Linked DNA regions of Homo sapiens: region 1 is linked to region 2. The links are chromatin loops, found by intact Hi-C in ENCODE. Cell type or tissue: PC-9. All regions are shown on one strand. Links, peaks and the distances in the headings refer to the core of each region. The heading gives the core; the rest is flanking DNA.

The links. A loop is a pair of places that touch in the nucleus more often than their neighbours do. Peaks named below come from ENCODE experiments on the same cell type or tissue, not always from the same donor. Only the 100,000 strongest peaks of a DNase experiment are listed, where the experiment ranks them.
Region 1: a loop joins it to region 2, with 8 times the contacts of the local background. A loop is called at or near these places in 2 of 110 quality-filtered maps.

The regions. Positions count from the first base shown.
Region 1 is chr3:149,510,259-149,515,640 of GRCh38, forward strand. No RefSeq gene overlaps it. Among named protein-coding and RNA genes, the nearest start is that of TM4SF4, 38 kb to the left of the region's middle. RefSeq lists a silencer at 2,209-2,308. In PC-9, for the core only: CTCF peaks have their summits at 2,206 (motif pointing right) and 2,410; DNase peaks (open chromatin) are centred at 1,103 and 2,233; H3K27ac peaks cover 862 bases.
Region 2 is chr3:149,390,968-149,396,349 of GRCh38, forward strand. LOC105374151 (a long non-coding RNA gene) reads right to left here. Exons shown (of 3, transcript XR_924574.3): 3 at 2,445-2,634. Among named protein-coding and RNA genes, the nearest start is that of TM4SF1-AS1, 16 kb to the left of the region's middle. In PC-9, for the core only: a CTCF peak has its summit at 2,598 (motif pointing right); a DNase peak (open chromatin) is centred at 5,064; H3K27ac peaks cover 2,898 bases.

The sequences.
Region 1 (5,382 bases), core at 54-5,053, 120 kb after region 2:
AGCTTTTAAAAATCCCAGTGTCCATTCCCGCCCCACTTCCAGGTATATTAATTTAATTAAGTGAGTTTGGAGGCCAGGCATCAGACATCAGTCCTTTTTATTTTTAACTCACCAGGTGATTCTAATAAGGAAGCAGGTTGGAGAACTGTTCTGGAGTGTTTTCAAACTCGAGTCCTGGGGGGTTTGCTAAACACAGAGTGCCAGCTCCCACCCCAGAGTTGCTGATTCAGTAGGCTTGGGGGTCGAGTATTGCTTCTTTTTTTTTCTTTCTTTTCTTTTCTTTCTTTTCCTTTCTTTTTCTTTTTCTTTAGCTGTCTTTCTCTTTCTTTCCCTCCCTCCTCTTCTTTCCTTCCTTCCTTCTTTTCCCTCCCTCTTTCTTTCTTTCCTTCTTTCTTTCTTTCCTTCCTTCCTTTCCTTCTTTCTTTTCTTTCTTTCTCTCTTCCTCTCTCTCTTTCTTTCTCTCTCTCTCTCTTTCTTTCTTTCTTTTCTTTCTTTCTTTCTTCCTCTTTCTTTTTTGACAGTTTCTCTTTTGTTGCCCAAGCTGGAATGCAATGGTGCTATCTCCATTCACTGCAACCTCCGCCTCATGAGTTCAAGTGATTCTCCTGCCTCAGCCTCCCGAGTAGCGGGATTACAGGTGCACACCACCACGCCCGGCTAATTTTTTGTATTTTTAGTAGAAACAGGGTTTCACCGTGTTAGCCAGCTGGTCTTGAACTCCTGACCTCAGGTGATCCACTTGCCTTGGCCTCCCAAAGTGTTGGGATTACAGGTGTGAGCCACTGCACCCAGCCTCCTTCTTTTTGTAGAGATGGGGCCTTGCTGTGTTGCCCAGGCTGGTCTCCTATCTTGGCCTCAAGCTATCCTCCTACACTGGCCTCCTAAATGCTGGGATTACAGACCTACCCCACCATGCCCTGCTGGACGTTTCTATTAAGTTCCTTAATGATGCTAATGCTGCCAGCCCAGATTCCACACTTTGAGAACTGCAGAAGTGTTTACACTCTCTTAAATAGTACCTACGGTCACATGAATTATTTTTTCCCAGCCTTGGAGAGCCTGAAGATTTCATCGCATTCTTAAAGATCCATGACCCCAGAAAAATTAAGAGCCAGATTAGAGTCTAATTATGCATTGAAAGCTTTTTCTAGGCAGGGTTTCACAGGAGATGATTTTGCAACTGGTTCAGTCTTGGAGTAGTCCCAAGGGTGTATATTTGTGTTTGCTTAAGCACCTGGGCATTGCAGGCTATATGATGCCAACACCCTTACCAGTCCACACTCAGTTTCCTACCAAGAAATTGCAATACTAGGAGCATCAGCTTGGTAAAGAGAGTAAACATGACAACTTTTCCCAGCATCAAATGTGAATATTGTGGAGAGGTAGAAAAACAGGGAGAGGGGAAGAAAGAGAATTCCCGTGATGCTATTGAAGCAGAAATAAAACCTCTGCAGATAATCCTGCTGCCTATTGATGTTGGGGCCACAAACTTGGGAAAATGAATGTTGTGCCATCATAATCACCCTAAGGATCAGTTACATAACATTTAATCATAAATTATACTCATCCAAAATGTGGCATGGGAAGTTCATATGTAAACTTTAATGTATTTTTTTATTCTTTAAAAATTTCCATTTTTGTGAATGTTTTATAATGTACACAATACACTAGAACAGTCATTTTGTATTTAATTTATAACATTAAAAAATAAACAAGCAAACATACATACATCGGGGCTCCATGATGAAAAAAAAAATTGGAGATTACTCCTTAGGTGTCAAACTTGACTGCACCAGAATCACATGGAAGCTCACCGAACAAATGCAGAGTCTCAGACCTCAGTCTCTTTCAGGTTCAGGAGGTCTGAGAAATTCACAGTTACACCAACAACTTGGGAAATTCTAAGGCAGGTGAGCCATTGACTCTACTGTGAACCCTGCTCTGAAAATGACTTTAGTTTTTTTTGTTTTTTTTTCTCTTTGTACTTAATAACTTTATTCTGACTCAAAAGCCATAGAACTCCTCACCAAAGGACACATAGGTCAGTGCAAAGAAGGAAACAAACACGTCTGTATTCTGCATGTCTTTCTCCTTCCCCCTTCAGCAATGCCCCATCCTATTCCCAGCCCTGGTCGGCTGCACCCCCTGAGCCAGGCTCTGGTCACTCACTACACCATGACAAAGCCACCTGCCGCCTGCTAATGGTGACTCGGCTCAGCCATTAGAGGGCAGCAGATAACAGGTCACTAAGCAGATAATTTCTCCGCGAGCAGGTTTGCCCATCTTTCTAAATAATCCAATTTTTCTTGAATATTTTCTCATCAAGGAACATTTTCCAAAAACCTCATAAATGCAAGTCATGGAAGTGACAGCAAACAAGCCCAAGATTGCACTGTCCAAAGGAAAGGTTTCCGTGTTAGGCATGGCTCAAGGTGCTAGGTACAAAGCAAACAAAATCCCTGCTCTCATGCAGCTGACAAGTTAATGGGGGACAATCGAAAAGTAAGTTATCTCTCACTGTTAGATGGTGGTAAACGCTGCGGAGAAAGACATGGCCTGGGCCAAGAGAAGGAAAAGCTCAAAGAAGGGAATGAATATTTATTGACCATCTATGAACGACTGGTTTTCACATAAGTCACTTCTCTTCATCTTCACCACTCTCTCATTGTACCCCTCCCTTTTTTATTATGCCAATTTTACATGTAAAGAAACTGAAGTTCCCACCGGGCACGGTGGCTCACACCTGTAATCCCATCACTTTGGGAGACCGAGGCGGGCGGATCACCTGAGGTCGGGAGTTCGAGACCAGCCTGACCAACATGGTGAAACCCTGTCTCTACTAAAAATATAAAATTAGCTGGGCCTGGTGGTACATGCCTGTAATCCCAGCTACTCCAGAGGCTGAGGCAGGAGAATCACTTGAACCCAGGAGGCGGAGGTTGCGGTGAGAGAAGATCATGGCCATTGCACTCCAGCCTGGGCAACAAGAACAAAACTCCATCTCAAAAAAAAAAAAAAAAAAGAAAGAAAGAAACTTAAGTTCTGAGACTTTAAGAAACTTGGCTAAGGCCACGGCATTAATGAATACCTGCACAGTACTGAACTTCTTAACTTGTTGTCATAATGAAGCCCAGCGCGAATTGTAAAGGAGACTGCCCACACATGCATTTTACTAGTGCTCACACACCTCACCTTCTCCAGGACTCAATATGCTACGTGGAATGTGCCGGGCCTCCTCTTCCCCAATTAATGTTTCACCCTTATTTTGGTACTCTGAAACTCTTATTTTGCTCTATGCTAATCCCATAAATTGGTTCTCATTCTAGAGTGCAGACAGTAATGACTGTTAACTTCTGCTAAGCCCACAAATTAGTTTTCTCCATTTGTAGCCCAATTGATCACATTATCATTCCCCAGGGAAGATATTTGGTGGAGGTGGGGGGCTTTTTCTGGAAAGAGTACTCTAATCCTAATGGTAGAAGTGTCAGCTTTTCTGATTGGGTAGTGAGAAATATGCTTTGTAATTTGGCTTGCTGAAGTTATGCCATTTATAAAGGTTAGAGTCAGAGTTAAAATATCAGTTTCTCAACCTCCTGTCTGTTATAGCTATCAGACTCAGAAGTGCTTTAAGAAAAGGAGTGTGGGCCGGGTGCAGGGGCTCACGCTTATAATCCCAGAACTTTGGGAGTCCAAGGCGGGCGGATCACGAGGTCAGGAGTTTGAGACCAGCCTGGCCAACACAGTGAAACGCCATCTCTACTAAAAATACAAGAATTAGCTGGACGTGGTGGCAGGTGCCTGTAATCCCAGCTACTTGGGAGGCTGAGGAAGGAGAATCACTTGAACCCAGGAGGCAGAGGTTGCAGTGAGCTGAGCTGAGCTAATGCCACTGCACTCCAGCCTGGGCCGTAGAGCTAGACTCCATCTCCAAAAAAAAAAAAAAAAAAAATAGAAAAAAAAGAGTGTGTGTTTGTGTACATGAACAAATGTAGAACATTCGTTCAAACACTAAGGAAGAAGATAGAATGGGAGAGTTTTAGACCATAGCAAAGGGAGGCTTTTATAGGTAAAGAGAATAAAGAATGAGACCTAAAAAGCTTAAGCAGATCTCAGGAGATTACAATTGTATCTATTATTTCTGATAGTGCTGGCATTAGTGCCTGACTTCCAAGACTGAGGTTACTGAGGGTTTCGTTTGTTTGTCTACTCATCTTCAGATCTCATTTCTGAGAAAGCTGAGAAAAGAGATGGAATCGAAAGACTTAGAATTATAAAGATGTCAATTCTGCCTACCTGACTCTTAAAGTGTAATCCTATTCCAATAAAAATACACACACATATAGGAAGTAATGACGCCTAGCTCCAGAACACAGTAGGTTGTCAGCATATATTGTTTCCCTTCCATTTCTCCTCCTGTGCCTTTGTTTACCAGTTTTCCATTCCCAGAAGTCTCTGCCTTGGCTTCCCTGATGTTACCTCACCACCAAGCCCCAAATGATCTTTCTCTCCTAATCTTTATTAGCATTAACTTTGTGCTAAATACACAGTAGTATATAAGCTTTGTGGAGGCAGAGGCCATGGTTTCAATTCCTTCCTATGCTCATAGTACCAAATAGATCCTTGTACAAGGAGAGGGCCGCCAACTCCTCTCCATTTTGGTTCATCTTCACTTTTTCACTTGTTTTCTTTAAGTCACTCTACTATTAAAAATCTTCCTGTGGCTTCTATTGTATAGGATAAACTCCAACTCTGACTCAAAGCATACAAACTTTTTCACGGATTACTCTCCATCAACCTTGTTCGGTCTCAGCTCCCACCTTATTGCCCTCACACTCTCGCTCTCCAGGGCCATAGACCTTCTTGTCACTCCTCTTTTAAAATTCTGTGCTTTCGGGTAGGCTGTCTCCTTTACCTGAAATGCCTGGGAAACTCCTTGGTGAATAAGGCTCAGACATCGGGACCTATTTGCGACTGTTCACAACTCTTTTCCTTCTCTACCTTGAGCTCCTATAACTCTTTGTCCCATAATGTATGGCCCCGATTAAACCATGGGGTTGAGTTTTCTTCATCCTTGTTTTTCCTATGACTATTTAGTGCCTTCAACATGCCAGAAACTCAGCAAGTACTTACTGACGATTCAATTAATGGACTCTCTCTCTCTCCCTCCTGGTTGGTTGGTATTGCTGACTCAGAATATTGGGGGATGTCAATGAAAGAAGGTCTTAAGAATTCTGTATTCTTTAGTTCCCTCAGGAGAAACCAAATCTGACTTAGGGCCAGGGCCCCCAGACCCACCTGACTCTCTCCAACTATGAGAAACACCACTAGCTGCCTGGAAATTTTGGTGAGAGGCTGTTTTAGGAGAAAATGCTGATAATTTCC
Region 2 (5,382 bases), core at 67-5,066:
ACAGCGTGCTATGAGTGTTAGCCATCCACAGCCCAGACTCTCTCAGGGACTGCCCTCTGCCTAAGGAAGCTGCGTCACCCAAGCCATGGCCCCTCCCTGAGGAGAAGCCATCTCTAACCACTGAGGAGGCGGACTATACCTGGCTTCCTTGCCTCAAGTGACAAACTCGGTAGGGCCATCCTAGCTCCACAGCTGTCTGTGGGGTTGGCCGAGGCCTCCGTTGAACTGCATCAGAGTTCATCTGCTGCCCAGCCCTGCTTCTCTCACTCCTCTCCCCTCATAGGGATGATCCTGAGGGCACTCCCTGAGAGACAACCTGCAAGCTCATCTCCACCCACAATCTGTTTCCCAGGGAAGCCCGTAGTCAGCACATGCCTTCTCCAAACCCATCAACTCACCTCCCGAACCCCAGGCTGCCCGACGACATTGCTGCTGCTTCCTATGGAATGCAGACAGGAACATTTCTGATCCATAAGGAACATGAATTTTTAAATTCCGATTAAAAAAAATCCCAACACATGTATAGGGCCTAAAAGAAATGAGTTAGTTCAACTCCCTACTGCCAAATTTGGCAAAAAAAAAAAAAAAAAAAAACCAACAAAACAAAAGGGTATTTCTCAGACCCTCTTGTGATACAATGTCCCTTTTCAGGACAAATTGATGTTTAATGATTTTGTTTACTTAAAAAAAATTTAACATATACAAAATTAGAATAATATAAAGCCCCATCGATTTCCCTCACCTGGCTCCAACAATTATCCGTGACCAATCTATCTGCTTTGATACCTCAACTATTCCCACATTATTTGAAGCATATTCCAGATATAGTATTATTTCATCTGTTTTTTAGTATCTTTAGAAGAGAATGAACACTTTGAAAAAACATAATCCTCATAGCATTATGTAAAATATTACAAATTAGTAAAACAAGTTCTTTAATATCATCAAATATCCTTTCAGTGTTGAAATTTCCAGTTGTTTCGTAAATATTATAAAAGTTGCTTTGTTTATACAGTTTGTATATCTGAATCAAAATCCAAATAAGGTCTGCGTATCATGATTGGTTGATAGTCTCTGAAGTTTCCCCTCCACCTACCTCTTTTTCTCTCCCTTTCAGTTGCTTTGTTGAAGAAAGCTGTAGAGTTTCCCGCAGTCCACAGACTGGAAACCTCTTCTATTGCTTAACACGCCAATTGGCCGTTGGACCTGGACACTTCATCAGATTCAAAGTTTTTTGGTTCTTTTTTTTTTTTCCTGTATTTGGCAAAACCACTTTTTATGTGGGATTGCGCTTTTTCATTAGGATGCACCTAAGGCCAAGTTGTTTTCCTTTTGGTAAAGCTCACAGCTGTGGGTGGCCAATGCCTGGGTATAATCATTCATTAGGAATTATGAATTTTCTCATTCTGTTTTAATTTATTAGCTGGATTACTTTTTATGAAAGGAAACTTCTCCTTGTCTATTATTTGATGACCTGGAGACTCAGTTTGCATTAAAAAGTTAGAATAGGGCCGGGTGCCCTGTAATCCCAGCACTTTGGGAGGCCAAGGTGGGCAGATCACCTGAGGTCGGGAGTTTGAGACCAGCCTGACCAACATGGAGAAACCTTGTGTCTACTAAAAATACAAAATTAGCCGGGAGTGGTGGTGCATGCCTGTAATCCCAGCTACTTGGGAGGCTGAGGCAGGAGAATTGCTTTAACCCGGGAGGAGGAGGTTGCAGTGAGCCGAGATCGCACCATTGCACTCCAGCCTAGGCAACAAGAGCAAAACTCTGTCTCAAAAAAAAAAAAAAAAGTTACAATAAATGCTAGATTCTTTGCCTGGATTTACCAATTTTTAAAATAATTTGTTAGTTCCCCATCATCTACCCAGTATGACCAATTAATTTTCATTTTGTTTAACATTAGTATGAACTTTATGCATTCATAATGTATTTCATCATAGCCATTGCAGTTATTATCTTTATTGATGCTTAAGTTGCTCTGTCTTTGGTCAGTAGAAGCCTCTTCAAGTTAGTTCATGAGTCCTTTTGCCATGGCCCTAGTCATCTTCGTACCTTTCTTGCTATGTGGTATTAATAAGAGGTGCCAGGCTCATCTTGTACATTTCCTGCCCGAGACCTGCACTCAGTCATTTCTCTAAGAAGTCCTGGTTCTTTTTGAATAGTATTTCAAAACCATCATATAGGCTCAAGGAGGAGTGCCCCGTAATTTTTTTAACTTTTATTTGAAATTTTATCATGTATATTTATTATTTTATTTATTCCACACAAATTATACATAAGTACACAGGTGAAAAAAAAGTCAAAGTAAAAAATTTTCCCACGCCTTTCCCATGCTACTTCCTCTGCCAGAGATAACTATAGTTAGCAATTTGTTGTGAATTCTTCTAGAGTTTTTCTTAGATAGTATTGTTACCTAAATAAGACTAAGGCACTTAAGATTCCAGATTATATTTTAATCTATTTGGAATATTCAAAGAAACAGAAGTCTGAGAGAAAAATATAATGGACTGCAATTTAAATCTTCTTTGGGATCAACAGCCAGAGCCTCCGCATTGCCAACTCCAGGGGGTGCTGTGTACATTCAGGTCTCTGTGACTGATGTCCCCTGGCGTTTGCAACACAGCAAACCTGCTAACAAACCAATAGTACAATGAGCAAGGGGTATGAACACACAGAAAAGAAGATGGTTCATAAATATATGAAAAGATGTTCAAATTTGCTTTTGACAAGAGAGTGCAAAATAAAACCACCAAAATATTATTTTTCATCTCTCGGATTGGCAAGGATTAAAATGCTTGTTAACATACCCTTATTCAGTGTTGGTAGAACGACTGCATTTTCAGCAGTTTGGCAATATGTATTCAATTATAAATTTATTTGCAGTTGCTAATTTAAAACACTTCTAAAAATATACCCTACACATACACTTGAGTGTTTGGGAAATGATGTATGTATAAGGCAGGGTTTCTTAACTCTAAGTAAAATTTGTCATTTCCTTTAATTATGAAAGCAAGCAGGAAACCATGATAGTATCAGCCTATGCCTTTGTTACCAATAAAATCACAGATATTTTACATCACATTACAATTGTTGCAGATATTTTGAAACAGCATTTATGCTCACTCATATTTTGAAATTACAAGAATTTGATCCACTGCTAGATCTTATTAAGTTTTAATAAATAAGTACATATATTTCTAAATAAATGTTTATATAAAGAATATTTTGATACCTATATATCAGCATAATTGGTTTCCTTTTAATCCTGAGAATTTTGCATGCACTTGAAAATATTTTATTAAGAAGAAATTAATAGGCTTCACCAGACTGCCAAAGGGGTTCATGACACAAAATAAATTAAAAATTTACAGCATCGTGTATATAATAGCAAATGATCAAAGCAACCAAAAGTGGAAACTGACCAAAAACCATTTGTACCTTGCTATAGTGAATACTCTGCAGCTGAAAAAAAAAAGGAATGAAGAATCTGCCTAATAAAATGAAACAATATCCAAGATATTTTACAGAGAGTAAAGCAGGATACAAAATAATTTATGTAGCAAGCTGCTACTTGTTTAAAAAAAATGAAAGAGAGAGTGAATATATACAAATGTCTGTTTGCTTGTATGTGCATAAAATAGCTCTGGAGGACACACAGTAAACTGATAATATTGGTGGCTTCTGGGGATGAGAACTGGGTGGTTTGGGGCTGGAGTGTTATGGAGACTTTTTCCTGATAAAACCTACAGGACCTTTAAAAATTTTGAACCTTGCAAAAGTATAATCTATTCAAAAATTAAATTTAAAAAAGGGAACACTTAAGAACTCCTTACTGGAGTCTGTACAGGAGATTCATACATAGCCCCAAGGCAACACCTGGTCGAGTCCTGTCTCTCCTCCTCTGTGGAGCCTCAGCCTGCTCTGCAGCAAGCCTTGTAGCTTCTATGCCCTCAATCTCCTATTCTGAACCCCCAATCATAACTTTCTCTCTAAGGCTTCTTTGGCTCTTGCCTTTTCCAACACCTTTAGCATTTTCTCATTAGCCTAGTCTAATGCAGAACAAGCGCACTCCAGCCCTGTCTCTCTATTTTTGCTGCACACAAATTGTTACAAGTCAACTAGGCATTGGTGGAACTGTTCTTAATGGGCAATGAAGTATGTGAATATTCACAAGTTTTTTGTTTCAAATATTTTTTATGTTTTCATAATATAATTATTTTAAAATAAAATCCTATTCATAGAATGAGGGTAAATTTTTAGTTTGTTGGTCACAAGTGGGGCCTAATCACTACTAGTTGTAAGAGGTCATAAATATTATGGGATTAGATCACTGAAATATTTCATCTTCCCAAAACTCCTCTGATAAATTTTCCACTCTTTCAAAAATGAAGCCAAGTTTCAGCACAGTACAGTGATGACCACCCTTGTCCAATACATCTTTGGCAATATAGGGTAAATTTATACTATAAAAGTAAAATATTTTGAAGAAAACGTTAATGCCAAGCCCTGAGTGATGATACTAGCATGAGTAATGATTGCCAAAATTATGCAAGTTTCAAAACAAATTTAAGCAGGGTTTATAAATATTTGTTTAGAGCCTTATAACAAATGCTGACTCTTCTTGAGATTTGTGTCAGCAGAAGGAAGCCTGCTATATTTTTGGAAAATATTTTGTTTAAAAGGTTCTTTGTATGATCAACAAAACTATAGCAAGGTCTTTCCAAAAGAATCTGCATGAACAAATAATTTAAAATTAAAATATAACCTTATTATTTTTACGGCGGACTCTGGGAAAATATCTGAGTTCTCAACAGAAACTGCCAGTTTGTTGTTGAGTGAGAGATGTGTTTTCTTTGGAGTCATGAACAGGATGAAGAAAACTGGGACAACTGCCAAGACTGGGCTTTGGGTATCTCCATGCTGCAGAACAGAACAGGGCAGCCAGTGGATGTGGTGGGGGTGGGATTTAGAGAGGAGAGGGATAAAATTTCCTGTGGCTTCTGAAGAGCTGAATAACAAGGTCAGTTATTAAGAAAGGAATAACTGGTATTTCCAGCTTCTTTTCTCATCCATGACACCTAGTACAAAAGTTTTCCCAGATTGCGTTCACAAAGGAGGGGCATGGAGGTTAAGTCTTCGGAGTTGAAGACACAGAAGCTACCCAATTTAAGGAAACATTTGATTTTCCTCAGGCTAGGAGTGGGGAGTGTGCACAGGAATCAGGCAGGTTTCTGGAAGGGCCTTGGCTTCTTCATACACGTGTGCTAGCCAGGAATTATTTTGGGATGTGCTTTAGAAGCTCAACACTTAACGCCAAGCTCACAGGAGACATTGAGATCCTGAAGGTCTCTGTGAACCTGTGTGTGGTCAAGGAGT